Regions from separate parts of the Homo sapiens genome. Here region 1 is linked to region 2. Evidence: read pairs that join two places in POLR2A ChIA-PET (ENCODE). Cell type or tissue: B cell. All regions are shown on one strand. Each heading gives the region's core, and the rest is flanking DNA. Links, peaks and the distances in the headings are about the cores only. Region 1 holds the start of VANGL2 (VANGL planar cell polarity protein 2). Region 2 has its middle 53 kb from the start of VANGL2.

Evidence for each region. ChIA-PET counts read pairs that join two places held together with the same protein. Peaks named below come from ENCODE experiments on the same cell type or tissue, not always from the same donor. Only the 100,000 strongest peaks of a DNase experiment are listed, where the experiment ranks them.
Region 1: POLR2A ChIA-PET joins it to region 2 with 5 read pairs; 3 of 35 experiments call an interaction of 5 or more read pairs at or near these places.

What each region holds. Positions count from the first base shown.
Region 1 is chr1:160,393,511-160,408,796 of GRCh38, reverse strand. It overlaps VANGL2 (VANGL planar cell polarity protein 2), which reads right to left and starts at 8,233. Exons shown (of 8, transcript NM_020335.3): 1 at 7,928-8,233. It overlaps LOC105371466 (a long non-coding RNA gene), which reads left to right and starts at 553. Exons shown (of 4, transcript XR_007066686.1): 1 at 553-794; 2 at 909-993; 3 at 2,472-2,625. In B cell, for the core only: no CTCF peak of the experiment used is centred there; DNase peaks (open chromatin) are centred at 7,396, 8,016 and 8,366; H3K4me3 peaks cover 1,329 bases; H3K27ac peaks cover 381 bases; H3K27me3 peaks cover 1,318 bases.
Region 2 is chr1:160,446,366-160,461,651 of GRCh38, reverse strand. No RefSeq gene overlaps it. Among named protein-coding and RNA genes, the nearest start is that of VANGL2, 53 kb to the right of the region's middle. RefSeq lists an enhancer at 8,210-8,259. In B cell, for the core only: no CTCF peak of the experiment used is centred there; a DNase peak (open chromatin) is centred at 8,042; H3K4me3 peaks cover 1,543 bases; H3K27ac peaks cover 1,222 bases.

The DNA.
Region 1 (15,286 bases), core at 3,762-11,761, 52 kb after region 2:
TTGGGTGACAGTGCTGCCCAGGAGGCCAGAGAGAACAGCTGTATCTTGGTGGGCTGAGGGGTGGGAAGGGCAGAGCAGGGAGCCCAGGAGCTGGCACCAGGTGCCCCACCCCCGCCCTGTTAACCAGGCATTCTCCCAGGACAGCCCCAGAGATGAGCTCACCATCCTCATAGCCCCAGGGTGGGGGCAGGATCCTTCTCCTCACTGGGCTGAGTGGCAGAGGAGGGGTGGGATCCTGGCCATGCTTGTGTCATCCAGGCATCTAGGCTTCCAGAGCAGCTTCTCACCAGCAGACCCCAGTGCAGGGTGCACCGCAGGGGAAGGGCCCACAGACTGGGCTCCTGGCCAGGATACCTGAGCTTGCATTCTACCTCAAAAGCAGTTGGGGAAGCCAGAGCCAAGCCCCTCTCCACCTACGTCCTGAATTTCCCTCAGTCTAAGGCTGGGGGTGAGGCCGAGGACCTCTAAATCCGCAAACACACCAAAATACCCACCCATACGCATACACACCCACACTCTGTTCCCCCTCTGAAACCTGGAATCACTCCTGCCTGCCCCACCCAGCTCCACCCACCCTGGCTAGGCAGGTTCTGTAGAGACCTGCTCCGCTGTCTCTCTGGCACCCCCACCCCCATCCCAGCTCCCAGAAGGTACCTGCCCCCCAACACAGCACACAAAAGCAGACACGTGTGCACATTCATGTCCCATAGCACCCCATTCCCTAGCCTTCCCCAGACCCATTCCTAGTCCGTCTTGAAGAGAACACTGGGGGTGGAAAGGCTGCAGGAGAAAAGGTGAGTAATGCCCCTGGCATCTGTCCCAGGTGGGGGCCGGCGGGAAGACGGGACACTAAGCTGGTGGGAAGGCAACCAGGGCTTCTGGATTCTCCATTTAATTTTTACCAACAGGCAGGCCCCACAATTTCCACCACCAGGCTTTGAGCTGCTTCCTCCCTTGGCCTAGGCAGAGAACTGGCCCGTACCTGCCCACCAGGTGAGCTGTGGAAGAACCAAGAAGGAAAGCAGGCAGCTTGAGGTGTCTTCAGGGAGAGGGTGGACAATGGGAGGTGGGTGAGTTGTGCTGACCCGTAAGTCAGTGAGTGTCCTGTACACTCCAAAAACAAATGCCCCCCTCTTCCTAGCCTGCTGCTCGAGGTAGGCCCCAACTGTCCCTGGCCCCAAAAGACCTTCAAAGCCTGCTCACCCAGCCCCTGCCCTGGGGTGCAAAGATGTGAAAAGCAGCTAGTTGGGAAGGGGAAGTTAGCCAACCTCGGGCTTGCTGTGGATGGGGAGAGTTGAGCTGTGAGGATGGAGTGTGAGGGAAGAACATATGGGGGCACTGTCAGCAAAGGCTGGATTGTAGGAAAGTGGTAGAGTGGGCCTCAGGGTGTGAGATGCAGTGTGACTGGGGATGAGGGTGGCAGGGCTGGGTATCCCCATCCTGAGAACCTCCTGTTGCCTCAGCCCAATGCCTTGGATCTGGCAACTTGGCCAGTTCTTATCTAGAAAACCAGATCCAGCTGAAAGGCCCAAGTACCAGCCGGCCTCCACCATCGCGACCACCCCCCTACCTGAGATTCTCACTCTTTGCTGAAAATTCTCAACTCTCCCATCCCTTATATCTGCCACCTCCATTCCTGAAGTAAAGCAGGTGTCAAAATGCATGTTTTTGTTCACAGTCTGTTGTTTTTTAAGTGACTGCATTCACACTTCGGGCTCAGCACCTGTTCCTATCTAAACCCTACTTACCCTAAAAAACCAGACCCCCTGGGCCGGGCGTGGTGGCTCACGCCTGTGATCCCAGCACTTAGGGAGGCCGAGGCAGGTAGATCACCTGAGGTCAGGAGTTCCAGACCAGCCTGACCAACATGGTGAAACCCCGCCTCTCCAAAAAATGCAAAATTAGCCAGGCATGGTGGTGCATGCCTGTAATCCCAGCTATTCGGGAGGCTGAGGCAGGAGAATCACTCGAACCAGGGAGGCAGAGGTTGTAGTGAGCCAAGATCGCGCCATTGCACTCCAGCCTAGTCAACGAGCGAAACGGTTTCAAAAAAAAAAAAACCAGAACCCCCTCCCTAGACCCACAAACAAACACACCCTCTCTCTCTGACCAGGCTGAGGGAGCCAAGAACACTCTGGTGAAAACAGGAGTCTGAAGGACATTGTTAGGGGCTGTGAGAAAACCCTACAGACAATAAGGACCAGGCTCCTCCCATTCACAAACAAGACCCCACGGGCCATGGTGGCCGGAGCCTACAGTCACTCCTTTACCCCAACCCCCATCCAAAATCATGGCCCAGCAAGGAGAAAGAGACCCACCCCAGGAGAGGTTTCTGCCCAGATGCTGGCCCCGCCCCAGGCTTATGACACCAAGGTGCTCCTCCTGGAGATGAGATCGTTCTCTGACTCCCACCCTCAAGGGTAGGCTTCTCTACTCCTCAGGCTGACACTGGACTCATGTTTGCTTTTCAGAAAACAGGGGAATTACTCAAGTGCAAGATTAAAGGCAATAATGAGCAATCAGACCGAACTGGAATGACAGTAGGGGAAGGTGAAGAGACTTTGGGAAAAGGAAGAGCACTGAAGTCAGACCTGGCACAGCCTTTTACGAGCTATGTAATCTCAGGTGAGTCGCTCCCCTTTTCCAAACTTCAGTTTCCTTATCTATAAAATGGCAATAATAGTGCCTACTTCAGAAGGTTAAGAGTTTTCAGCAAAATAATGTATGCAGAATATTACAGATTCTGGCACACAATAGATGCTTAAAAAAATGTTAGTTCCCACCTTTTCTCCTTTAGTGGGTCCACAGCGAATCCCCTCCACTTCCTGCTCCCATAACCTCACTGTAAGGAGAAACACCCCAAAATAAGATGGAACCACCTCTAGGTGCAGGGTTGTCCCTGTTCTAAATTAGACCACATCCAGGTACTGCCTGAGAGAGCAACCAACATGCCTCTTCCTCCTCTCTGCTTCTTTCTTCAGAGGCCCTTGGATCCCCCACCTTTCCTCCTCTCCTTCCTCCTTCCTCACTTACAGTAAAGCAGACCTGGGTTCCAATCACCTCCCACTCTCCTCTAGGCTCTAAGCCCAGCTGTGTGTGGAGCGGCAGGGGAAGGAGGCCCCAAGCCTCCCACCCTACCCAGCCCCCAGCTTCATCCCACTCTCCCCTCTCCCTGCCCCACCCTGATTACCAGGATATCCTCAGGTCTGCTGATTCCAAGCCTGCTTCTCTCAAACCAGTTCCCAGCTGTTATGTCTATAATTACCAATCTTGCCAGGGGCATCCGACAAAGCACAGCAAAACCTCATTTCCAAAGGGCCCCACCATAAAGGGCCTCTGCCTCCTACTCTGTACCAAGCAGGGTAGAGACAAGGAATGCAAACATTCTCCCTGGCCCACCACAGTTCTATCCAGACTACAACAGAGAAGGTGAGAGAGGGCTGCCCAAGCCACATCACCAAGAGACAGGATAAAGAAGGGGAGGGCCGCCGTAGGGTAGAATGTGAGTAGGACTTAGTCCCAGGCCTTTCCTTCACCTCTGCTGCCAAAATCTCATCATGCACAGGGTTACCCACCTGTGGAAGGTAAAAGGGAAAATTTCAGGTCAATTCAGAGAGAGGGGAAGCTGATGTCAAGTGAACAGGGAGATGGCTCCCCACAAGGATGAGGGTTGATGCATACAGGAGTGAGCTGCCCAGGAAAGAGGAGGAAAGAGCAAGTTTTAAAAGTCCCATCCCCAGCCCAGACCCTGAGAAGAGGCAATAATACCCTAGCCTCTCTTCTCCCCTAATACCTCCAACTCTACCAAGCCCATAGCACAAGCAGGAAAGGGATGATTAACTTTGTTTTATAGACAGAGAAACTGAGGCCAAATCCCCACTTCATACTGCAAGGTACAGGACTACCAAATACCCTGTGTGCCTTCTTGCTCACGCTCAGCCTCCACCAGGAGTGCCATCCTAAGACCCTTCCTGTTGGCCTAACTCATCCTTTAACCAGGTAAAGTCTGTCCACACAAGGGAATAATATTCAGCTATAAAAGGGAATGAAGTACTAATACATGCTACATGCTACCGTGTGGATTAACCTGGAAAACATTATGTTAAGCGAAGGAAGCCAGATTCAAAAGGTCATGCATTCTATCATTCCATTTGTATGAAATATCCAGAATAGGTACATCCATAGAGACAGGATGCAAATTGGTGGTTGCCAGGGGCTGGGGTAAGGGGAAATGGCGACAATTGTGTAATGGGTATGGGTTTTGTTTCGGGATGGTGCAAATGTTTGGGGACTAGACAGAGGTGGTTGTTGCACAGCACTGTGAATGTACTAAATGCCACTGTTCACTTTAAAATGGTTTATTTCCTATTATGTGAATTTCACCTTAATTTTTTTAAAATCCAGCTAACAGGGCATCTCCTGCAGGAACCTTCCCTGGCACCTCACCCCAGGGCCAAGCACTCTTCCTCTATGCTCCAGTGGCCTCCTGAACACACCTCCACACAGCACTCACTGGGCTGCAGTGAATCAACATGTTTTCACATGTCTCCCCTGGGAAAACATCTTATTTGCCCCTCCATCCCCTGTGCTTCACACTGTGCCTGGCAGATAGGAGAGAGTGCCTAATGTGGTCGGCCAAAGGAAGATCAGAACCAAAGCCTAGTTCTCCTATCCCGACTCCGACCTCTCTCCCTTAATGATGATTATCCCTCAGAATCCGAACCATCCAGCTAACATTTACTATGTGCCAGGAACTGTGCAACGTGCTTTCTCTATTATTTCATTTAATCCTCATAACCCCAAGAAGTAGGGCCTATTATTAATTCCATTTTACAGGTGAGGCTTCAAAAAGTTACCAGTTTTGTCTGATGTCACGGAATTAGACAGTGGCAAAGCCAGAATTTAAAAGCAAACCAGGGAAGAAAGCCACTTGGTGGGGGACCAGGGATTCCTTGTGGAAGGGCTCAGTCTAGGCTTGGAGGATGTGCCTTAAGACACCTAAGAGGCTGGGGAATGGGGTTTATTACTTGCCCAGATCACACCACTGTTAAGTACTAATTCCAACCAACTCTGACTCCTTTCTCTGGCCTCACAATGTGATGAACACTTGAGGGAAGGAGAAGACTGGAGTTCCCTAAAACTCAGAGGGGATCAGATCTCTTCCTTTTCCCTGCCAAAGCTTCTGTTAGTCAAGTTCCCTCCCCATTAACTGGAAGGACCTGGAAACCAGATGAGCAGATAAAAAACTGTCCTGCTCTAGGGCCAGGGAAGGGGGGATATTTCCTCAGATCTAAAAGGATCAGGAGGAGAGGCAAACACACCAGAGAGGCCTGCCCCGGAAGAATTAGAGGAAATAGAAGTCAGGAGCAAGACAATGGGTGAGGAGGGGCCAACGTGGCCACTGACTCCCAATCTGGAAGTACTTTCAGAAATGGCATTTCCTATTATCTGACCACAATTCCTCCTCTTTGGAAGAGAGCCCCCACCAGCATAATATATCATGCATGTGATCAGCGTATACAGAGCAAACAAGGGACCCCAGAGGGCCAGGGCACACCATCTTAGATGCAAGTGCCTTACTAGCCCTGGGAGCCCTAACTATCAGACAGGTGTTGGGTTTGGGGGAATGATCCATTAAAAAAAAAAAAAGGTCTTTTAAAGGTCTTTTCCTACTCTGCCCCGTTCCCCGTTCCTCGTTCAAACATTTTCTAACCCCTACTACTCTTATCTCCAGGCCTTAGGGAGGGTAGGGAGCCCTGAGGACTAAAGAGGGAACATTCCAATTGCACATGCCCATTAGAGACTCTAACATTCCAATTGCAATTGCCCAGAGACCATAATGGGTATGTACAATCTCACCTCAGCTCTTAAAACTGGGTGCCTCAACCCAGCCACTGGCAGCAAAAAGAGTGTGCAATGGGGGAAGGCTAGTATCCTAAAGAAGGAGGTGAGCAACCCCTTTCCTATACCCCAAAAGAGAAAGGATGAGAGAGGACAGGGAGAGAAGGGAGCTGTGGCTTCTTGGTGGAAAGAGACATTCACTTCCTGGATAGTCACTGACTTCCCACCACACTATCATGATGATGAGTATAGCAGTATAGCCTGCAATGGGTACCTGGCCCTTTCCCGACACACAGACACTCAGCCCTGGCCCCACACCCACAGCTCCATCTCAATCATGCTTGACACCAGGGAAAAGGGAAACTTTTTGGTCTGATAAACCACACAGACTCACTTGCAAAAGCTGCTGAAGAAACACCCTATGCCACCTTCTCAACCCCATGGGCAGGGAACCCAAGCTGTTCCCCACCAGGTCTCAACCCTCCAGACATGCTTCCTCCTCTTGTTTCCATCCCACACCAAAATCTCAAGACTCCTCAGGAACTTTAGGATCTTAGAGTCAGGGCAGAGTTAGAAGGCTATGAAGCAGCAAACTCTGAGACGGCTTTCCAAGAGAACTGTGGCCTGAAGCTTTTACCTAAGGCTGGGAATCCAAGAGTGTAGCTTCTCCAAGCGCTGGAACCCAGCCTATGACGATGGGGGAGGAAGTTCCTCTTATTCTTCTCCCTGACCCCGCCAATCTTCCAAATTCCTCTAGGACTACAACCAGACCCCTTGTTCCCTATTCCCCACAACACACGCCCTCTTCCAGAAAAACCCATCCCCCAAAAACAGGCACTTCATAAGACAACTCATTCCCTCCCACCCATAGGTCTCAGATACTTAAGGTACTACCCCTAAACCCAGGCGAGGCCATCCACGAAGTCTCAAAATCCTGCAGACAGCCTTCTTTTCGGGATTTTTGCCAGGAAAATCTGCCTGCAGAGTCTAGAGGTACCCCCGACACACACTCAGAAACATACATACCAGCTAAGGCAGGCACACACATTGATACCCATCAACACAGGTTACACACAAGAGAACACAGATTCACACCCCTTCCCAGTACACAGGTGCACACACACCTATCCACATACACTCCATTCTGCTCTTACACACCCACCTTCCTCAGTACCTACACACCTCTTTCCCGTGAACCCCTCTCCCAGTACACACACATAGACATACACGCCCTCCCCTAAGTATACATATAAACACATATCCAAACACACAGCAGATGCATGGTCAGCCGCTCCCTGGGTGCACACACACTCAAGCACAGAAAAACACCTACACATCCAAACCAGGGGCCCACCTGCAGGAACATGCAGCACGTCAAGGCGTGCACACACACCAAAACAAAGAATCATGCACACGGATCCTCCACCAACCCTTCAAAACTCACTAACGCAGAGCCCACAGTCCCCCAGATGGGTAAATATGAGTGGGGAGAGGGATGCCAGCGCCTGTCCCCTCGGCCCCTATACACAGTCTACCGCCTCCAGCCCCATCCTCGGTCTGTACATACACCCTATCTACTCTGCCCAACCCGCCCCCCTGACTCCACTCTACACCCTTAACGCATACCTGCCTCCGTCCCTCCCCACGCTCCTGAGGGGTGTATGCACCCCAAAACACCCTTGGCTTCCAATACCTCCAGACTCCGATCCTTCCACGCCTCTCCCCCCACCTCCAACACAAGCTCCCCGTCTCCGGCTTCAACCGGCTCCCCTGGGATCATTAAGGCCCCCGCCCGGGCCCAGGAAAGTCCCCGGCTCTCCAGGCCTGGGCTCCGCCCCCTCCCCACGAGCCCCTTCCCCTCCCCAAAGTTGGGGGGGGTACTCCGCTGTGCAGTGGGGAAGCGGACCGGAAGGGGGTTGCCCGGAGTCCAGCCCCCCTTCCCCCATAAGCCACCCCGCTCGCTCTGGGGTCGGGCACCCCCTGGCCCCTTGCATGATTTTCCTCCTTTTCCATTTCTTTTTTTCTCTCTCTTTCTTTCTTCTTTTTTTTTCAAACTTTGCCCGCGCCCCCGCGGCCCGGCACTCACCCGCCGCTGCGAACTGCCGGGTGGGCTCCGCGGGCGCCCCGCTCGGCCCGTCGCCTTTGTATCCGCAGCGCTCCGGGTCGCTCCGAACTCGGCGCTCCTGGACAGGCAGCGCGCGCGATGGGGGATGTTGAGGGGGGGGTTCTTGAGTCTGGTCACCCCCTGCTCCGTCCCAGACCGCTGCCTCTTCCCCCTCAAGGCCCCGGGGGCTGGGGGCCAGGGGGGAATAGGGGGCGCTCAGGCTCCCATGGCGGGACCAAGGATCAAGGAATCAAGGATCAGGAATCAGATCGGGAGCCGGCGGCGCAGGGGGGAGGGGGCGGAGGGGGAGGGGATGAGGGTGGGGGGTGCAGGGGGCGGGGGAGCGCGAGCTCCCGGGTGCCGCCTCCCGGCTGTTCCCACAGCCGCCGCCCCTCCTACCGCCGCGTCCATTGTCTGCGGCCCCGCTCTTCCCGGAGTCGCCGCTCCCCCAGCCCTGCGCCTTCAGATGCCCAGCGGCCCTCCCCGATCCTGGGAATCCGCGGTGGGGCTGACACTCGGGTCCCGAACGGTGGGCAGGGGAATGCCTCGATTCTTGGACTTGGCCCAGCCCGCAGTCCCTCCTGGGGCTGTCTTCCTGGACCCCTCCTGTCGGAGAAGGAGCCCCCAGATCCCTGGGGCTGGCCATATTCTCTTTAGGGCCACGGACCCGACTACACAAAATCCAATGGAATCTGGGACGTGGGAAGATTGATTTTTTTTTTCCCCCTAGGGGTCCGAGAAGGGAGGGTCATCCCTGATTTTAATTAGTGGCGAGAGGCGCACGCCTCTTCCCATGCATACGGGGATTTCCCTGACACCATCACCACCATATCCCCTCCTTCCAAAAATAATTTAATTACTTGGAGTTCTAGCTGCGAGCAGCGACCGCCCCAGTCAGTCTGGGACGCTCCCTCATTAACACATTTTTCCTCCCCTCTGGTTTGAGTGTTGGGATTAATTACAAAGGGAACCCTGCCTTAGGGAAGAAGGGGAGGAGGAAAAGACGCGGGCGCCTGGGAGTTTGAATGGCAGAGGAGAGGGGGCCTTCTCCCAGGAAACCTCCAAGAGGAAAAATGCCTTGGCCAGTTGGGTCCCCAACCCCAAGCAGGCAGATTGTCCATCCCAGGAGTTTCAGATACTTTAGAGTTGAAGGTGCCACACAGGGATTGTAGGATCTCACAAAATATCCTACACGTTTGGGGCATTTGTGCCTCCCAGTATGCCAAGAAACCAGTTAGGGTTCTTTTACATGTGACCCTACAAGAGTGAACCCACACCGTAAAAGCCTGGGCTGTGGGAAGTCCATGTTCCCCTTGGAGTAAGTGAAAGCAGTATTCAATTATCATTAATGTTATTGCCGTGCAACCCGCCACTTAGAGTAGTATCATTTCAAAAGCATCTTCACATACTTCTCCCTAAGCAGGCCAAGGCCTTTTCAATATCTCAGCCTCCTTCAGTTTCCAATCCTGGCACCTGCTTGAACAACCCTGTGATTAAGGAATCCCAGAGAAAGAGACTCCCAGCCTCTGTTCCTCACTTGTTTGGGAATTTTTGCTCCTCCCTGATGAAAACTATTTCCTGAGACCTAATCTCACCCCTTTTGATGGTTCATTCTAACCTGTCCAAAGATGAGGACAGAACCAACTATGCTGCATTGTTCAAAGATGCAGAACAGTAAAACACACTTCCTTTCTCCTTTGCCCAAACTCTGTCTTTCCTCATCCCCTCCTCCAGTAGTATGGGTAAGCAGGTGACTCAGCATCAAGACTACATGAAATATGCAGAATCATCATTTCAGGTACCCAAGTCCCTGCATGCGTCCAGGCACTCATTCACCTTGTGCCTATCATGTGCAGGCACTGGGCCGCACTGGGGCTCCTGGCAGTGACCACGACCAGGTGTATGAGGGAGTGGCAGGAGAGCTGGGGAAGGGTTAAGGGAAGTAGGGAGGACATGGGTGTCCCCAGCCCTGCCCCAAAGCACACCCCAGTGCTAGGCAGCTAGTGTGTAATTTGACACAGAGTCGGGGCTGCCGTGGCACTGTCTTGACTCTCAGGCAGATTTAGTGTGAATTATCTTCACATGCTGCTAGCCTGTTTCACAGACCCCAAAATGGCCCAAAGAACTGGAAAAAGGGCTTCTGATGCCAGAATTACAGATAATTCCATAGTCTGGCCCCACTGAAAGCTTGAAACCTAAGTCAGGATGTTAACAGACAAGGCTTCCCAATTAACAGGTATCAGGCATCAGGCTAGAATAAGCTTAGTCCCTCCTTTCTCTGACGGTGAGGTTGGGGGCTTTCAATTACATCTCTGCAATGAAAACACTGGATTACAGAGTCCAACAAAAAATTTTATTGGTGTGGTCTGTCCCATTCAGCAATTCTCTGTATTACCTTCTACCTTCACCTCAGGATAGAATCCCATCTGGATTTCACACGTCCCCAAGTCACTGAGTAAGCAAACAGAGACCCAGCTAGAAGGCCCATGTGCCCTATGGTCTAAGGGACCTAGCTTAATTCTTTAGAAGGAAGGAGAGCACTGAAATGACATTCAACTGAGATTTTCCTAAAGGGGCCAACCTACAATAACAGAGGGAGGCCAAGAGCCTGAGGGACAATAGAATGGAACAGATTGGATTTTGTACAGCTCCTGTCCTTGAGGACATAGTCGAATTTCTTAATTTCTTCAAGCCTCAATTTCTGCTTATATAAAAAGGGTCTAATGAGGTAACAGAAGGAACACCCTCCATATACTCATAGTGCCACAGTCAATTCCCAGTCGAGTTTCCCCTCTCTGTTCTGTGCCTAGGATACTTCTCTTAGGAGAGAACACTTCTCTAGGACACTTCTTTCAGTACTCTTCCTCGGGGAAGGAGGCCCCTAGCTAAAAGCCAGGGCCCTCCATTAAAGCCCTTTCAACACCTCACCAGCTCACTAGGTGGAGGTGGGGCTGGTGGGGTCAGATCAGAGGCTTCCCAGGAGCCCTGGGAGTTGGACCCTCCTGGGGAAGATTCAAGGAACTCAAGAAGTGACAGTAGACTCTCTCTGAGGGAAGGTCCAGACTATAGAGAAGCACCTACCTACTTCCTGTGTGGATGAAGCTGTCCCTGGAGGTCAGGCCCAGACCACAGTAGCAAAAGTTAGGTTTTCTGCTCTGATGAAAAGTAGGGCCTTTTTACAATGCTGCTCAGAGAAAGGGAATCCTTGGTACCTTACTCATAGAAGCTTCACACTATAGCAGAATGGCCATCAAAGTGTTTCCATGTAAGCAATTAGCAATTTTAGCCACCTCCCAGGTACAGGTGACTGCAGTAATGTACCCACATGCAGGGCCACAATCACCATCTACTTCCAGCCCTGCTGATGAGCCTGGGTACAAGTTGATCTCCCGGAATAGTTACAGATCTTTCCCCAGCACCCACCTTCCCAGAAAGGCTACTCTCAATGCTCACAAAAGGATTTCCAGACCCAGTCTATATTGGGAAATACCTGGGTTCTGGGTGTGAGGGGTTTCCCCCTTCACTTTTAGTTAAAAAAAAAAAAAAAAAAGAATAAAAGTAGCTCACACACAAAAAAACTTAACTGGTCAAGAACTGTATTATGTCATAGGCTTGTGGTGAAGTGTCTGTCATGTGAGATCCTGATCTCTAAGAAGAAGGACCATGCCTCATTCATTTCTATATCTCTGGCACATAAAATTCAATAAGTTAGCATTAGCTGCCTTCCCTTCTAGCTTCCTTCTCTTTCTCCCTTCCTCATCTATGAAACCTTGACCACTCCCTATTCATCCAACCTTTATTAAGTGTGAGTTTCCTCAAATCCAATCCCATTATCATTAATCTAAAATGTTACCTGCAATTAAACCAGTGGTTGTGAACTTTGACTGCAGATTTTAATCACCTGGGAAGCTTTGAAAACACATCAATGCCCAGGACCATCCCAGACTAATTAAACCAGAAACTTCTGAGGTGTGACCCAGCTATTGGCATTTTTTTTAAGATACCTCAGTGATTTTAATGTGAGAACCACTGAATGAAACTTTCTGATTTCCTTCCTCCTTCTTGGGAAGAATAGACACTCTCCAGCTCCCTTGGCTGGGACTAGGCCCTGCAGGTGTGCGTTATATCCTGTCCTTTCCCACCTCCATCCATTATTCACAATCTCTCCTGTAACCAACTTCGGCCTCTTCACTGATCTTTGCCCAGCAGACATAATAAAATGAAATACCTTCCTCCACTCAGCAGCCTCCTCTTGCTTTAGCCTTCGCTTTTATTTCTTTCTCATCCAACCTTCTTAAAAGAGTAGATTCTTAGGCCAGGCCTGGTGGCTCACACCTGTAATCCCAGCACTTTGGGAGGCTGAGGCGGGTGGATCACCTGAGGTCGAGAATTAGAGACCAGCCTGACCAACATGGAGAAACCCCGTCTCTACTGAAAATACAAAATTAGCCGGTCATGGTGGCAGGTGCTTGTAATCCCAGCTACTCGGGAGGCTGAGGCAGGAGAATCGCTTGAACCCAGGAGGAGGAGGTTGCGGTGAGCCGAGTTCGTGCCATTGCACGCCAGCCTGGGCAACAAGAGTGAAACTCCATCTCAAAAAAAAAAAAAAAAAAAAAAAATGGATAGATTCTTTACTATCTCTCTTCCTCCCTTCACTCCTCAGCTCCTTGCACCCCAGCCATCCTTCCAATGTGTTTTCTACTCCTGACTTCAAATACTATTATTTCCCAGAATTCAGCCTTTGGCCCCCTTACTCCCCACTCCACATGCTTTTCCAAAGCAATGTCATTCACTCCTGTGGCTTCAGTCAGTACTCACTTATGAGTGCTGCTAAATCCAGGTCTATCTTGTGAGCATAAGACTCAAATTTTCAACTTCCTACCATACATTTTAACTTGGATATTCCTTGGGTATCTTAAATGTAATAGGTTTAAAAGGAACAACATTATCTTCCTTCCACCTCTATCCCCTTGGCTTATTCAGACCTTTATCATTTCCAAACATGTCTCATTCCCTTCCAATCCGTCTTCCTCCCATGTTGCCAATGTGATTTTTATGAAAGGGAAATCAGCCTGTCACTCTCTTACCTAAAACAATCCATGGCTTCCCACTGTCTACAAGATAAAGTCAAAACTTTTTGGCACCATACATAAGAAACTTCAGGCCCCAACTCATTCGCCTTCTCCAGGCTTATCTCCTAGTGCTCCCTGTGCATTTAAAGCCCAAACTTTCAACACACGTACATCCAAACTATACGCATCTACTCATTGTTCTGCCAATTTGAGGCTCTATTACTTCTCTGCCTTCTCACAAAGTTTCCTTTGCCTAAAATGCCTTCCTCCTTCTTTCTGCCTGGAAAGTTTTGTTGATCCTTCAAGACTGAACTGTGGCCTCCTCTGCAACTCTTTACCAATTTTCCCAAGCAAAGCTAGATGACCCCACACCCGGAGAACCTCCTTTGTGCTCTCAAAGCTCTGCATACCTTTGTTTTAGCATTTATGACATTGTATGGCAATTTCTTAATAATAATTGTATGGTAATTTCTCAATAATAGCATTTTGAGGTTGGAAGAGACTTTCTGAATTTTACAGATGAGGAAACAGGTACAAAGTAAGTGCCTCATTGCCCAAAGTCATACGGCTAATTAGTGGCAGCCCCAGAACTAAAACCCGGGTCTCCTGACTTACTGTTCAGCAGTCTGTCAACTGCACCACATTTACTGAGCACGGTTTCATCTGAAATAAAGATCATGGTAGTGACTCCTAGCCTTTTGTGGACTTTTGAGACTTTGATGAAAGCTACAAGCGCTCACCAGAACAATGTACACATGTACACACACAGAATTCACATCCATTCTCAGGGCATGCTGGGGGGTATGTGTGGCATTGGTTTAAAGAGAGAAAAATCTAGAAGTAGCAAAACCAGTAAGAAGGCTAATTAAATAGTTTGGGGGCAGGGTGGTGGAGGGGAGTTGAGCCTGGCTCCAAGGCTGTGGGGATAGATAAGGATAGAAAAGAAAGCTCATTGCCGGGCACCGTGGCTCAGGCCTGTAATCCCAATACTTTGGGAGGCTGAGGCGGGTGATCACGAGGTCAGGTGTTCGAGACCACCTGGCCAACATGGTGAAACTCCGTCTTTACTAAAAATACGAAATTAGCTGGGCATGGTGGTACATGCCTATAATCCTAGCTACTTGGGAGGCTGAGGCAGGAGAATTGCTTGAACCTGGGAGGCAGAGGTTGCAGTGAGCCAAGATCATGCCATTGCACTCCAGCCTGGGCAACAAGAGCGAAACTCCATCTCAAAAAAAAAAAAAAAAAAAAGCTGAAATTTGGAAGAGATGACCTGCAGGTGGGATGAATAGGGTTGAGGAACAAAGAGGCATTTAAAATGACTCAGAGGCTTCTGGTATGTATATTAAAGAAGCTGGTCATGCCATACATAAAATTAGGGGCTATTGAGAGAGCAGGTTTAAAGGGTAGATCATATGTGGGATTTGACAGGTATCTCAGGTATCTGTGGACTATCACGGTAGGGACATCCATAGGAAGCTGTTAATAACATAAGCACTTTCCACATCTCTCCTGCCACTCTTTCTCAGGCTATCTGAACAATCTATTATTCCCTAGCCCAAACACATGCTTTACTGCCTCCAATCCCATTGTTCATCCTATTGCCTCTATATGGAGCACCTTCCTTACACCATCACTCATATGCAAAATATTTCAAGGTTCAATTTGAATATTTTCTTGAGTAAGTCATTCCTGACATCATCGATTTGACTTAATATCTCTCTTCTATAAAGTCCCAAATCTTTCTCTGAATCTCTCCCACCATATTCACTATTTTGTCTTTTTTTTTTTTTTTTTTTTTGAGACAGGGTCTTGCGGTGTTGCCCAGGCTGGAGGGCAGTGGCATGATCTTGGCTCACTGCAGCCTCAACCTCCCCAGGCTCAGCTGATCATCCCACCTCAGTCTCCCGAGTAGTTGGGACCTGCCACCATGCCCAGCTAACTTTTGTATTTTTTGGAGAGACAGGGTTTCGCCATGTTGCCCAGGCTGGCCTCCAACTCCTGACCTCAACTGATCCACCTGCCTTGGCCTCCCCAAGTATTAGTATTACAGGTATGAACCACCATGCTCGGCCATATTCACTATTTTGAATTTCAGTTATTTATGTTCCTGAGAAAAAGAGGCAAGAAGAAACAAAGGATAGATGGTACAGATAGATAACAAATAACAAGACCAAAAGTTAAACCAGGCTATATCAGTAATCACATTAAATATAAATGGTCTAAATACTCCAATTAAAGGCCAGGCGTAGTGGCTCATGCCTGTAAT
Region 2 (15,286 bases), core at 4,908-12,907:
CACACACATAGAGGAAACACTATATAATGGTGCACATCTTTTCCTAACTCAGTGACTTGATGGAAATGCTACCACAGAAATGGACAAGTGCTACAAATCAGAGTTTTAGAGTACTTTGTATTGTTTGGTTGTTGTTGTTATTGGAGAGGTGATTGTTAAACGTTTACCAGCACAAAACTCCCCCACTCTTCCAGGAAAAAACTGAAACACACCTGTCACTCCAGACTCCAGTACACAGACCAATTTAAACTATTTTTACTCACAGTATATCTCTTTTCAGAACATGCTATGGGGCCTAGATCTGAACAAAGTGGCCCGTTAAGGAGTTTGTCTAAACCCAATAGCCTTCTACTTCTCAGATGAGTTTTACCAACATCCCTAAAATTTGAAACAGCTGCCATGGTTTTTTTCAAATAATCCATTTACTAATCTTTGCGTTTTCCTCTGTTTTCTTCAAAAGCATATATTGAACACAATATTCAGTGTTAAGATGCCTCATGAGAAGCTGGGGTGAAAGAAGAGGGTAGAGAAGTGTGTTGCAACTTTGGAAAAACTGAGTCTCCCTCAAAGAAGGGGGTTAGGAGGGTTAGAGTTAGAGTTGTTGTTGAAGAAAAACTCCCAAAAACAAAGCTAGTGGAAACTCTTTCTCTCTGAGGGGGATAATAAAAGTGAGGGGAGCACCCCTTCCATTGTTCATGAGTCATTTCCTGTTTTAATTCTTCCTGTTTGTCCTTGGTTTTTCCACAGTAAATGTCGACTCCACCTTTCACTCTTACCTCCCCTCCTGGGTCATGATGATCACGGCCCAGTATTGCGTGAACATGTTGGTGGCCTGAAAGCACTCTGAGGATGAAAACTGTTAGGGAGCCAGAAATGACTTCTAAATCTGCAAACTGGTCTGAACTGTTTCTTCCTTCTTTGATTTTATTTCTCTTTCCTTCTTTTTTCCTTCCTTCCTCATGATCTTCCCCCACGCCTCCCTTTCTATCCTTTCTTTCCTTCTTTTGAGTGTTGCTTTCAGTGCTTTAAATGTTTCTCCATTGGGAATTGCTACTACAAGGACAGGAAGTAAGGTTTTGAGCACAAGATTTTGACATTGGTCCACCAGCAGCATGAGAAAGAGACAAATAAGAGAAAGGAGCAAAACGGTGTTCCTTTGAAAGCGGAACCCTAAAAATGAAACTTCTTAGCCTTGTTTACCCTTATCCAAATAACTTCTGAGTAACTACCTCTGAGAATAATAATAGCTATCCTTGGTGTGGCTGCTTTCTTCTGAAGTGTTCAAATAACTAAAAAGAGCAGGAACTTTGTCGTGGGGCGCTCTGAGAGTAACGCTGGCCACTCCTTGCTGGCTGGCTGGCTGGCCCTGTGTGCTTTGCACCCCCTCTTCCAGCAGTCTCCCTGGCACAGTTTGACAGTCAGTAGCCAGCATCATTGTGATTGGCCAGCAACTGCGCTGGACCAGTTGCTAAATATTTTTTAGTCAACTTTGATTAAATTAAATAGTGTCTGTAAAAAGCCTATCACAGAGCCTGCCTGGCATATAGTAGTGGGTGTTTAAACATTTTTAGTTCTAACAAATTTTTCCTACCCACCCACCTTCAAACCTCATTATCAACACAGTTCTGTTGGGAAGCAGGGAAAAAAAGTATTATTATTATTCTTATGTGACACACTTACATAAAGGAAAATTTAGGTGCAGAGGTGAATGGACTAAGAACACAGTCGTGAGTCAGAGGTACCAGTGCTTGAACAAGACTCCCCATGCCAACTCAGAGCATTAACCAAAAGACTCAGGACTCTGGTAATCAATTAACAGTTTCAAAGTGGAACGAGCACTAACTTTGGAGTCAGAAAAAATCTGGGTTTAGATTTTTCTGCCACTTACCATGAGACCTTGAACAAATCACTTGACCTCTCTAAGCCTGTTTTCCCATGTGTAAAATGGGACCAATATACCTAAACGATTACGTGAGATAATGCATGTGTAAAAGGATTTAAAATGAGATTCTTTCTTGTTTAGTTTGAGCCCAGGCTCCAAAAATCAGTTAGCCTTGGTGTGGTTGCTTTCAAAACAAAACAAAACAATAGATGCTAAGCTCTCCCCACATTACAAAGCTTGCCCACTTTTTCAGGGATTGACAAAGGAGATGACCAAAAGCTGGCTTTGTGGCTCTTGGCACATCACCCATATCAGGAGTCGAAGTTGAAGAGAAGGAGGGGAGAGGATTTCTCCATAAAGAGTCATTGGAATGCTGTGCTACTATGGGGAAGGGGGGGCGCCCTTCCATGGGGAAGGGAGACTTTCCCTTCACTTCAAGCCAGCTGAATGAGCTTCAACAGGACCATAAGTGGAAGATCACTCAGAGTGACATTTGTCCTCTGGAGTTTGGCATATATAAGGAATGTGAAGACAGGCTGTTGATAGATGTGCCTGAGGCCACACAGCAGAGAAAGAATGAGGACTGACCATCTACAGATGGTAGGAAAACAATGCAGAAGTGTTTCCCAAGACCACACATAGACTTTCCAAGTCAGAGTTGGCCAGGAGTCTGTTTGAAAGCTCATTATAGAGTGATAACCATAACCAACTCTGGGAAGCTCAGTCCCGGAAGTTGAAGTGAAAACCAGCCAGTCACATAAGAAGCACCACCTACCTCACAGGAATTACAGTTAAAAGTTCCCAGCAAAGGAATCTTTGAAGAACCTAAAATATACCCCATGGGAAAACTAGCCAGCAATTGTACATCTGCTCCATTCCTGGTCACAAAGGCATATAAGCTGCACTTAAGCCTCTATTCCACATCCTTTCCTGACATGGCTCCCATGGTCACCTCTGGCTCCAAATTCCTGATTCAGTTGAATTAGTTCAGATTACAGGTCATTTGACCCCTTGTGGGTGTTTCCTTATTTGTTACCACCTTAAACCTAGGCAAGGCCCAGCATCCTTGCCATAATTTTCACCTAAACAGCCCGATGTACACAAGGCTGCTGCATGGATGGAACATTCTGGTTATACTGAATGTTTTTGAAAGAGGCATTGGTTTACACTGAAGCAACACAAAGTGGCAACTATCATTTTATCTTCCCATCAAGAATTTCCACCTCCTTTCTTCTCATTAAAGACCCTTAGCCCCAGGCAAAAACAGAGGTACATGACCTGTGTGGGATAATCATGGTGCTCTATTTCCCTGGCATTGACAAGGGATGGACATGTAATCCAAGCCGGGACAATTATAACACATCCTTGGAATTGTTATATGGATACTTAGAGAAAAAAGCTCTCTATGGTTGCTGAGCTGAGTCTGGCTGCAACCATGTCTCCTTTCTGTCTCTTTCACATGGCAAAGTCCTTTCTGTCATAGGAAAATGTGAGGTCAACATGGAAAGGGAAACAGAGTTAAGCAGAGATGAGAAAGATAGGAAAGGAAAGGATGGAGTGAGGGAGAGAAAGAGATTTGGCAGCGTTAATTCAAGTTTCTGTACGGTGTCTGCCGCTTTAGTTTCTATAATTCTTCCTTGGATGCAGCAAACAATCCTGGAATCTTTCCAAATGTTGTGAGCCACTAAGATCCCTTTTTTGTATAAGCTTCTTGGAACTGGGTTTATGTTACTTTCAAACACCAGAAACCTCAATAATACAGCAAAAAGTTTCCAATTAAACGTTGGGTATCTCTAACCTTAAAAGCCCCTTTTTCCATTCTATCCCCAGGGATTTTCACTCCATGTACCTCTCTGGTTTTATACCCTCTTAAGGCTTTGCTCCTTCCTCCTTCCCTTTCCTGTTTCCTCCTAGGATCAAAACCAAATTCCTTCCTTCCTCTGCTTATGCAGAACAATTCAGCCATTTTTTAAAAACTCTATTGGTTCCTGAAGTCCATGGCCACATCTTTTGCCATGAGTGGTTTATCAGGATATTTTCCCAAAGACAGTTCAATACAAGAAAAAGTCTTGAGCATTGTATTGGCTATTAGAGAAAAAAATCCAATCCATACAGTCTTTCTCTAACAAGTTTTTGGATAGTTGGTCAGGTAAATTATTTAAGTTTTCTCACCTATAAAGTTACATTTTAGAGTTAAAAAGTCTGTATAGATAAGCTAACCCAAGCCCTTTAATAAGATTAGAGAAGGTAAGTAGCTTGTCATGTACTATAAAGAAGTTAGTAGTAATGTCATGATTAGGACATTGGTGCCGAATTTTGGTCCAGGGCCTCAAGACCCCAGAAAAAAAGAACAAGCCTTTATGACTTGACTATTGTCATAATTTAGGTTGATTTCAGTTTGGAAACTTAGTATCCAAAAGAGATCTCCAAGCTTCAGTCCCTCAACTATAACATGGTAAAAAATAGATCACCAGTTCTCAAACACTTTTAGATATGGAATCTTTTCTTTTTATTTTATTTTATTTATTATTATTATTATTTTGAGACAGAGTCTTGCTGTTATCAGCCCAGGCTGGAGTGCAATGGTGTGATCTCAGCTCATCACAACCTCTACCTCCTGGGTTCCAGCAATTCTCCTGCCTCAGCCTCCCGAGTAGCTGAGATTACAGGCGCGTGCCACCACACCTGGCTAATTTTTGTATTTTTTTGTAGAGATGGAGTTTCACCATGTTGGCCAGGCTGGTCTCAAACTCCTGACCTCTGGTGATCCACCCGCCTCGGCCTCCCAAAGTGCTGGATTACAGGTGTGAGCCACCTTTTATTTAAGTGAAATCTTATACTGATGGGAAATAAAAATAAAATAATGGTAATAATAAACGTGTTAGCTCAGATCCTCCAGGAAGCAGATGCCAAAGATTTATTGGGGGAGATGGCTGTGAAGGAAAAAGAAGATAGAGATGGAGATGATAGGGAAACTCCTTAGACCATGTAGATGCGAACCCTGGGAAAAAGAGAGGAAAGGAAGAAGGATTAAGTAAGAATAGTCTCAGACTTCTGCACTGTTCTAAGATAGTTTCAGGCCAGGTGCAGTGGCTCACGCCTGTAAGTAATCACAGCACTTTGGGAGGCCAAGACAGAAGGATCACTTGAGCTCAGGAGTTCCAGACCAGCCTGGGTTACACAGTGAGACCTCATCTCTACTAAAATTCAAAAAAAATAGCAGGGCATGGTGGCACATGCCTATAGTGCCAGCTACTCAAGGGGCGGTGCAGCAGGGTGAGTGGGGGCTGGCAGTGCTGAGGTGGGAGGATCGCTTCAGCCTGGAACGTCAAGGTTGCAGTGAGTCCTGATCATGCCACTGCACTCCAGCATGGGTGACAGAGTGAGACTCTGACTCAAAAAAATAAAAGTGTCAGCCAGGCTGATGGGGAGTCCTCAAGTCAAAGTCACCCATCAGAAGAGTCTGCATCTTGCAGAAAAAGGTCTGCATTCACATTTGTACCACATTTAATCATTGGTTAGGAGCAGCCCATTAAAAGTCTGGCTTCAGTGGAAATACAAGGTAGAGTCAGAGAACAGCTGCTGGAGTCACCAATCAACTGCCCAAAATAAAAGGCCTGACATGTACTTTCATGGCTGCTTCAATTTAAAATATCTTTTAATTTTTTAAGTAGAAGGAAGGGAGGAAAAAATTGAAATAGTCACCGAATATTCCAAATTTGGTGAAACTATAAATTCTTATAACCAAGAAGCTCACTAAATCCCAATCATAAGAAATTTAAGAGAAGTATGCCAAGGAACATCATAATCAAATTACTTAAAACCATTAATAAAAACAAAAATTTAAAAGCAGACAGAGAAAAAAGACACAATATGTACAAAGGAAGAAAGGTAAAAATGAAAGCAGACTTCTTGGCTGGGCGCGGTGGCTCACGCCTGTAATCCCAGCACTTTGGAAGGCCAAGGTGGGTGGATCACCTGAGGTCAGGAGTTCAAGGCCAGCCTGGCCAACATGGCGAAACTCCATCTCTACTAAAAATACAAAAATTAGCCGGGCATGGTGGGGGGCACTTGTAATGTCAGCTACTAGGGAGGATTAGGCTGGAGAATCACTTGAGCCTGGGAGGGGGAGGTTGCAGTGAGCTGAGATCAGGCCATTGCACTCCAGCCTGGGCGACAAGAGCGAAACTCAGTCTTGGGGGAAAAAAAAAAAAAAAGAGACTTCTCAATGCAAGCCAGAAGACACTGGAGCAACATCTTAAAAGCAAGGAGGGAAACACACACACACACACACACACCTGTCAACATAAAATCCTATACTCAGTGAAAATAACCTTAAAAAAAAAGGTAAAATAAAGACTTTTGTAGACATACAGAAGCTGAAAGAATTCACCACAAGCATATCAGCGCTGTAAGAAATGTTACAGGAAGCCTTTCAGGAAGAATGAAAGTGATCACAAATGGTTTTATCAGAGGAGGTGGCACAGCTACCACTGAGCCTTTTCCTTACCCCTCTCCTGAGGTGCTCCCAGTGGGAACTTTGGAGATGCCTAAGGATGCCTAAAAACCACCTCAAGTTATTTCTAATGGTCTTTCCAGTTCTTGCCTTTCAAAATGACTTAATTCTGGATTGTATATTTTCTCTTGGGCATTTTGCCTATAACAGAATGAACACCCATCCAGTAATGATGAGTTAAGAGTCGTGAATGAGTTATGGTTTCATGATGCAAAGAGTCAGGAATCATAACTTAATGAGATGATAGTTCAGAAATTGTCCTTTTTTCCAGTGCTAGTGATAAATATCAAGTATTGTTTTGATCATCAGCAATCAGGGATGTGGCAGAGGAATTTCAAAGGGGAAGAATTTGTGCTAGAACTCAGAGTCAGGCAAAACTGATAGTACGAATCAGGGCGTATAGTAGTTGAAAGCATACTGAAGTTGACTATTGGGAAATTGAGGGCTAGGCCAGCTCCACACAGTTGCGCAAGTTTGAGACTCATTCTTCCCTCTGGACCTCAGTTTCTTCATATTGGGATGTTAGCTAAATGACTCCAAAAACCCTTCCAAGTCTAACCACCTGTGATTCTACAAGTGTGACTGAATTCAGGCTAGTCTTATACTGCCTCCGTCTACCTCACTCTTCTTCATCTGACTAGTTACCAGCAGGGAAATCCCTCCAACCCCAAAATAACCATTATTTTCATAATTCAACTATTAAAATGAATAAATTTTAAGTTTGAAAATCTCTCTTCAAACTGTATATATTGTATAATGTCATTGAAAAGGCAAAACTATAATGACGGAGAAGTCATCAGTGGTTGCCAGAGTTGCAGGTGGGGAGAGAGGATGACTACAAATTGGTAGCACAAGGGAATTTTTGAGGGTGATGAAACTGTTCTGCATCTTGATTGTGAGGGTGGTCACAGGACTATATGCATTTGCAAAAATCCATGAAACTATATACCACAAAGAATAAGTTTTACTGTATGTAAATTTAAAACTAACTAAATAATTTTTTAAAATAGGGCAACAGCTTTGGTAGTGATTTACATCCATGTTTAAGTGTGCATCATTTTAATATATTCTAGATAATTTTCCAGGTATTAAATTTAACTTCTTATTTGAATATCTAGCCTCTTAAAAGTGTATAAATTATTAGCATACACTTTAAACCTATATAATGTATGTTTTAAAATAAATACATTGTTTTCAAAATATGGCAGTTATAGTCTTAAGAGACTTTCTAAAAACAGATTTATTGAGGCATAATTCCCATACCATGAAATCATTGGTGTGAAGTATTCAGTTCAACGATATTTAGTAAATGTATCCAGTTGGACAACCATCACCACAGTCTAATATTAGAACATTTCACCATCCCAAAAAGATCCCTCATGCCCATTTTCAGTTTAGGAGACTCATAAAAGTAGAAGAGCAGTCAATCTGCTAGTAAATTTGCTAACACAGAATCACGACATTTTTAGTGTCGGAAAGCTCTTAAGGCCACCTTAAACTCCCATCACCTGTTTAAATGCCTCTGTAACACGTCTGATGGGTAGTTACCCAGCCTAGCTAGACAACGTCCGGTGATATCAGCGACTGTCTTGTTTAACACTCATTTCATCCTCGGCCAGATCTATTTATTACACAGTTATTCCTCACTTTGAAGCACTGAGGCTTTATATGAGTAATCCCCCATACACTCTGAGAACTACATTAGTATCCAAGAAAGGTGGCAGGAAATGTTTAAAAGGAATTATTTTTGAGCATTTGAGGTTCAAACAGAAAGCTGATATAAGTAAAAGAAGCCTGCCAGCTTTAAAGCAGAAGCAAAGGCCAAGGGAATTGAGTACAGCATTCAAAGATGGGCTGGCACTGGTGGATGGCTATGGAGCATGTTCTGGGTAAAGGACAAAGAGCAACAGAGTAAAAAGTTAGGAGACATCAATGGGAAAGTCCAAGGGACCGCATAAAACCGTTCAAGGCAGCACTTTGATATCAACCGTGTCAAGAGGCCCTATCGGTAAAGTAGACCAAAATCACTAAAACTAAGATTATTTACATTTTGGTATATAATATCTTATTCTGGCCCGGCATGGTGGCTTACGCCTGTAATCCCAGCACTTTGGGAGGCCGAGGTGGGTGGATAACTTGAGGTCAGGAGTTCGAGACCAGCCTGGCCAACATGGTGAAACCCCATTTCTACTAAAAACACAAAAATTAGCCAGGCATGGTGGCGCATGCCTGTAGTCCCAGCTACTCGGGAGGCTGAGGCATGAGAATCGCTTGAACCTGGGAGGCAGAGGTTGCAGTCAGCCAAGATCACACCACTGCACTCCACCCTGGGCGATAGAGTGAGATGCTGTCTCAAAAAAACATATCTTATTCAGCAAATTTACTCACTTTTTACTAAGTTGATAATAACTTGCATGATTGATCCTTGTGTATTACATTGGGTGAGTGAAAAGACAGAAGGAGAAGTCATAATCCTGTAAACCACCAAGAAATGCAAGGACAGGCCGGACGCGGTGGCTAATGCCTGTCATCCCAGCACTTTGGGAGGCCGAGGCGGGTGGATCACCTGAGGTCAGGAGTTTGAGACCAGCCTGGCCAACATGGTGAAAACCCGTCTCTACTAAAAATACAAAAATTAGCCGGGTGTGGTGGTATGCCCCCGTAATCCCAGCTACTCAGGAGGCCAAAGCAGGAGAATCGCTTGAACCCGGGAGGCGGAGGTTGCAGTGAGCTGAGATCGGGCCACTGCACTCCAGCCTAGGCGACAGAGCGAGACTCTGTCTCAAAAAAAAAAAGAAAGAAAGAAAGAAAGAAATGCAAGGATAGCAAATATGCTAGGTGCCTGGAAAATTACAATCTGGAAACAAAATTACCAAGGCTGGATTTATGATCCCAGTCCTCAAGCATTTCACAGTCCAGAACTTCTTTAGAGACAACATGGTATCATGGGAGGAATACTGGAGTAGATGCAAGAAGGCATGTTCCCTGATAGTGTACTTGTGTGTGATCCTGGCCAAGTCTTCTAACTTCTCTGAACCTGAGCTTTTTAATTTGTACAATGAGGATTAGGAAAGGTAAACGAGACAGCTGGTAATATCTGTTCTAAAATTCTGATTGTGTGCCCCTGGACAAACACAACTATTCCTTGTCATTTTTGCCTCCTTAGTAGGTAGGTTGTAAGAGTCAAGTGAGATGTGTGTGAAAGGTCTTTGAAACCTTAAGAAGCTATGCAAATAAGATGTGGCAGAGTGGATGCCTAGTGAATGCCTATACAGTTGTTTCCATTTAAAAGATACTTTATTATTTACAGGTATAATATCTGATGTGATCTTCCCAACAAGTTTATAAAGTGAGGTAGCTATTGATATCCTCATTTGCTAGTGGAGGAAACAGGTTCAAAGAAGACGTATTGTTTTAAGCTTCAAAGTGACCCCAGGGGCAGACTGGGTGGCTCTTCGCCCTTTCTCATAAACTTCTCATCAACTCTCATCAACTAAGAGTCCTCTTTTCCATTTCCTCCTTAGATACATCAGCGCTGTTCTACCCAAAGCAGGAAGAAATCAAATATTTACTTAGTACTCACTCTAAATAGTCTCTGTAAGAGAAACTGGAGCTATGGAAAGGAAAACCAAAAAGATATTTAGATACATATAGTCACACAGAAAGATGGTGACAGAGTCTCATTTGAATTTTAGAAGTGAAAGAGATAGTGTAGCTCATGTAGCCCAACAAATAAGAAAACTGAGAACAGGATCACACAAAAAATAGCTAAAGAAAGGATGGAGAACCTCTTGCTTCCAGCTTAGTATGCAACTTCTGCAGGTACTACTCCTTTAGTTCACTGCCCAAATTATTTGCTTAGTGACTTGAATTTTCTCCTTCTTCTCCCCAGGTATCAAAGCCTGAGAGTCAACTATTCATAACAGTTACCAAACACGCAGCTCTGATTTGCATGACTTGGGACGAGGCCACCGATGGGGACACAGCATCCAAGGGGACTTACAAGGCATGAATGGGTAGTCTGACTAGAGTTAAATCAAGGAAGTTAAGAGATAATACTGATTACACTGTAGTGTTTTCATGATACTACATCTGTAAAATAACCACATAGAAAAAATAAACGGAGGAGAGAACAAGTACATAAAGTTAATCATCAATTGTTCTCAAAAGTGAACAGGGGACAGTGATTACCCCACTGGAAAAAGCCACGGAAAACTGATACATAACAAAGATAGCAATGCGTATCAGTAGGAAAACAATGGATTTTTAAAAATAAATCACACTGGAACAACTAGACCTCCTCCCACTACCTGACGCCATACACAAAACTCAATTCTAAGAGTATGAAAGACCTCAATGTAAGAGACAAAAATACAAAGATTTTAAAAGGCAATATAGGAGAATATCTTCATGATCTTGGCATAAAAAAGGATTTCTTAAACAAGACATAAAAAGCACTAATCATACACATACATTAAATTTTTAAAAATCCTTTTACTTAAAGAAACCATAAAGAAAGTAAAAACCAAGCCACAACTGGGAGCAGATATTTACAGTATATGTAACTGACAAAGGACTAATATCCAGAAACATGTAATGAATTCCTGTGAACACACACACACACACACACACACACACACACAGAGAGAGAGAGAGAGGGAGACACATGAACAGCATTTCCCAAAGGGCAAAGAGGAAATCCAAATGATCACTGAAGATACGTAAAATTGTTCACCCTCTTTAATAATCCAGGAAATGTACATTAAAATCACAGCGAAGGATCACTACACACCCCTAGATGACAAACACATTAAAATTAATAACGCCAAGTGTAAGAGAGGATGTGGAGCAATGGAAACTTGGTACCTGCTGGGTGCAGAGTCATTTAGTGTAAATGGTTTAGCTTTGTCTTCCACTCAGTAAATCTACCCATAAATATGTACACTAGACTTGGAGGGATTTCTGCCATCTGCACCGGGAGACACATGTAGGAATGTTCACGGGAGTGTTGTGCTAATTAGCTAAAACCCAGAAACAACCAAAATGCTCTTCAACAGTAGAATGAATAAGTACACTGTGATTTATTCACAGAACGGAATATCATACAACAACAATAAAAACTATAGGCCAGGCGCAGTCGTTCACACCTGTAATCCTAGCACTTTAGGAGGCCAAGGTAGGCGGATCACGAGGTCAAGAGATCAAGACCATCCTGGCCAATATGGTGAAACCTCGTGTCTACTAAAAATACGAAAATTAGCTGGGCGTGGTGGCATGTGCCTGTAGTCCCAGCTACTTGGGAGGCTGAGGCAGGAGAATCATTTGAAGGCAGAGGTTGCAGTGAGCCGAGATAGTGCCACTGCACTCCAGCCTGGCAATAAAGCAAGACTCCATCTCAAAAAAAAAAACAAAAACAAAAAAACAAACAAAAAAAACCCTATAAATGCATACCCACAGCTTAGCTCCCACTTAAAAGTGAGAACATGCAGTATTTGGTTTTCTGTTCCTGAGTTACCTCGCTTAGGATAGTGGCCTCCAATTCCATCCAAGTTTTTTCAAAATACATTACTTCATTCTTTTTTATGGCTGAGTAGTATTCCGTGGCATGTATATACACCATTTTCTTTATCCACTCATTGGTTGATGGGCACTTGGGTTGATTCCTTATCTTTGCAATCATGAATTGTGTTGCAATAAACATACATGTGTAAGTGTCTTTATTAATATGACTTATTTTCCTTCCTACTGGGTAGACACCCAGTAGCGGAATTGCTGGATCCAAGTGTAGATCTAGTTTAGTTGTTTAAAATATCTCTAGATCTGATAAATGAATTCATCAAATCTTAAGGTTACAAAAATTAATGTATACAAGTCAATAACACTGCTATACACCAACACAACCAAGCTGAGAATCATATCAGGAGCTCAATCCTATTTACAATAGCTAGCAAAAAAAAATACCTAGGAATATACTTAACCAACAAGGAGAACCACAAAACACTGCTGAAAGAAATCATAGATGACACAAACAAACATCTCATGCTCATGGATTGGAAATCTAAGAGAGTGGTGTAATGGACATTGGAGACTCACAAAGGGGGAAGTTGGGATGAGAATAAGGGATGAAAAATTATCTATTGGGTACAATGTACACTAATTTGGGTGATGGATACACTGAAAGCCCAGACTTCACCACTCTACAATTCATCCATGTAACTAAAAAGCACTGGTACCCCCAAAGCTATTGAAATAAAAATCAATTAATTAATTAAAACTATAAATGCATGCATCAGTCTGGAAAATCTCATAAACCTAATATTGAATGAAAAAAGCAACTTGAAAAAGAACACTTGCAGTATAACCCATTTATATAAAGACATAAACAAGCAAAACTAACTATATTCTGTAAGGATGCCAACACAGTTGTTAAACTACAAAGAAAAGAAATGATTATCACAAAAGTCAGCATAGTATTATCTACAGAGGGCAAGGAGGAGGAGGAGGGGCACATAGAGGGCAATGCTCTACTCTTTAAACTGTGTGCTGCTTATATTAGGGTTTGCTTAACTTTAAACTAGTTCATTAAACCAGGATATAGTAGTTCATTAAATAGGTTCATTAAATATGAATGAATTGGCTGGGCATGGTGGCTCATGCCTGTAATCCCAGCACTTTGGGAGGCCAAGGCGGGTGGATCACTTAAGGTCAGGAGTTTGAGACCAGCCTGGCCAACATGGTGAAACCCTCTCTCTACTAAAAATACAAAAATTAGCCAGACATGGCAGCGCATGCCTGTAATTCCAGCTACTCGGGAGGCAGAGGCACAAGAATCGCTTTAACCCAGGAGATGGAGGTTGCAGTGAGCTGAGATCACATACTGCACTCCAGCCTGGGTGACAGAGCAAGACTCCTTCTCAAAAAAAAAAAAAAAAATATATATATATATATATGTGTGTGTGTGTGTATATATATATATATGCATATGAATGAATTAATATAGTTCATTAAAATACAATATGGTATATTAAATCATGAAGTTGCTATTGTTACGTGCCAAATCTGAGCAAATATTGACAATTTCACATGCATGGTTCAACAAAAACTGAATGTGTGTGTTCATCCAATATAGTCTGTGTATGACATATTTCACAATAAAAGAATGAAAAAAGCAAGAAACAATCACTGGATAAAAGTCAGGAAACCCAGGTTCTAAGGTAACGAATTGGATTCTAACCTGAGTTATAATACCACACAGGTGCCCTTTACCCTAGATTCCACTTGTTAGTGGTTAAACACTGGACTCTGCAGATGGCAGACCACGTTTGAATCCCAGCCCAACACTTATAAGCTATGTCTCCTTGGCCCAATTAATCAATTTTTTGTCAGCGATTTCATCTTGTGTAAAGTAGAGGTAGATAACAGTACCTATATTACACAGTTATTATGAAATGTATGTAAATATGTATGTACATAAATAAAGTGTTGTCAATACTGTATATAGCTTAGCTTAATGCCTGGCACTTCATAAATAATTTATCAATGTTAGTTTTGTTACTGGGTCCCATTCTCTTCTGTCACATTTCTTCAGATGGTTTCAGAAAGGTGCAAATGAAGAATTATGTGAATATGCTTTGAAAAAAACAGAAGATTCCATGCAAGCACTATGACTGTCACTATTCTTATTCTCTTACACGTCCATATCAGTCCGTTATCATTCATCACAAGAGCAACATTATCAGCATGGAGACATTGGAGGCAAAGCAGCCAAAAGGAGTTAAGATAGAACCACCACTGCTTTCATGAAGTCTAGTGAACAGAACAGAGATTTAAACTGCATGCTCTTCCTAACCCCAGTCTCCTAGTGCAAAACTGAGAGTCTTGAACTCACAAATCCCAAGCCACCTTTCCAGGGGAGCCAGTTGTGCCAGGGAGTCAAGGTCAGCCAAGGCTTTGAGGATACCAGGAACAGAAGCTCTGAATGTGTAAGGTCCCTTTTCAGACAAAGCCACAGGCTGCCCAGACTAGGGTGGATTTCTGCCTCAGTAGGGCTTGCAGATGGCTTGGTTTTTTCCACCCTGAAACTCTTTTTTTTTATTCGAAGTTGTACAAACTATTTCTATATAGAACGTTAAAAAAATAAACAGGAAATGGGAGGTATCTGCTGTGGAAACAGGATGGATTGTGCCAACGGTCCCCGCCCCACCCTCGTAAACACCCCACCACCATCCCATTAGCAATAGGCACCAAAGACTGGAAACTCAGTTTAAACCTGAGACCAGAAGAAAGCTTAAAATCCGTGCTGATTCAGTTTCAACCAGTTTAGTTTAAAAACCAAACAAAACGAAAAATAGGCATGTGGAAAGAAGGCAAGTTATGTAGAAATGTAAGCATAGCATAGTTCTCTCATTCATATTTCAGGTAAGAACCTCAAGTTTTGTATTATAGTTTGGCTGGTACTGTTGGGTGAATTAAGAGAATGCAACAGACTTCCCAAAATTCAATGCAAAGTACTCAGTTACACCCTTCCAAAAATTTCCTAAGATCCCCTCAGCCCATAATGTCACAGATGCCTGGATCTAATCTCTGGGCCATTACCTTGTTGGGTTCATCCTTTACTGGTGTAAAAACAAACCTTGACAACCCCCAGTAAGTCCCAATGCAATTCTAGAAACTCAAAAGAAACCAAACACTAATAAAACATCAAAATGAAAAGAAATACTGAGACTGACAGCCTGGGCAACATAATGAGACCCCATCTCTGCAAAAGAAAAAAAAATTTTTTTTTTTTTGAGATGGAGTCTCGCTCCGTCACCCAGGCTGGAGCGCAGTGGCACATTCTCAGCTCACTGCAGCCTCTGCCTCCTGAGTTCAAGCTATTCTCCAGGCAT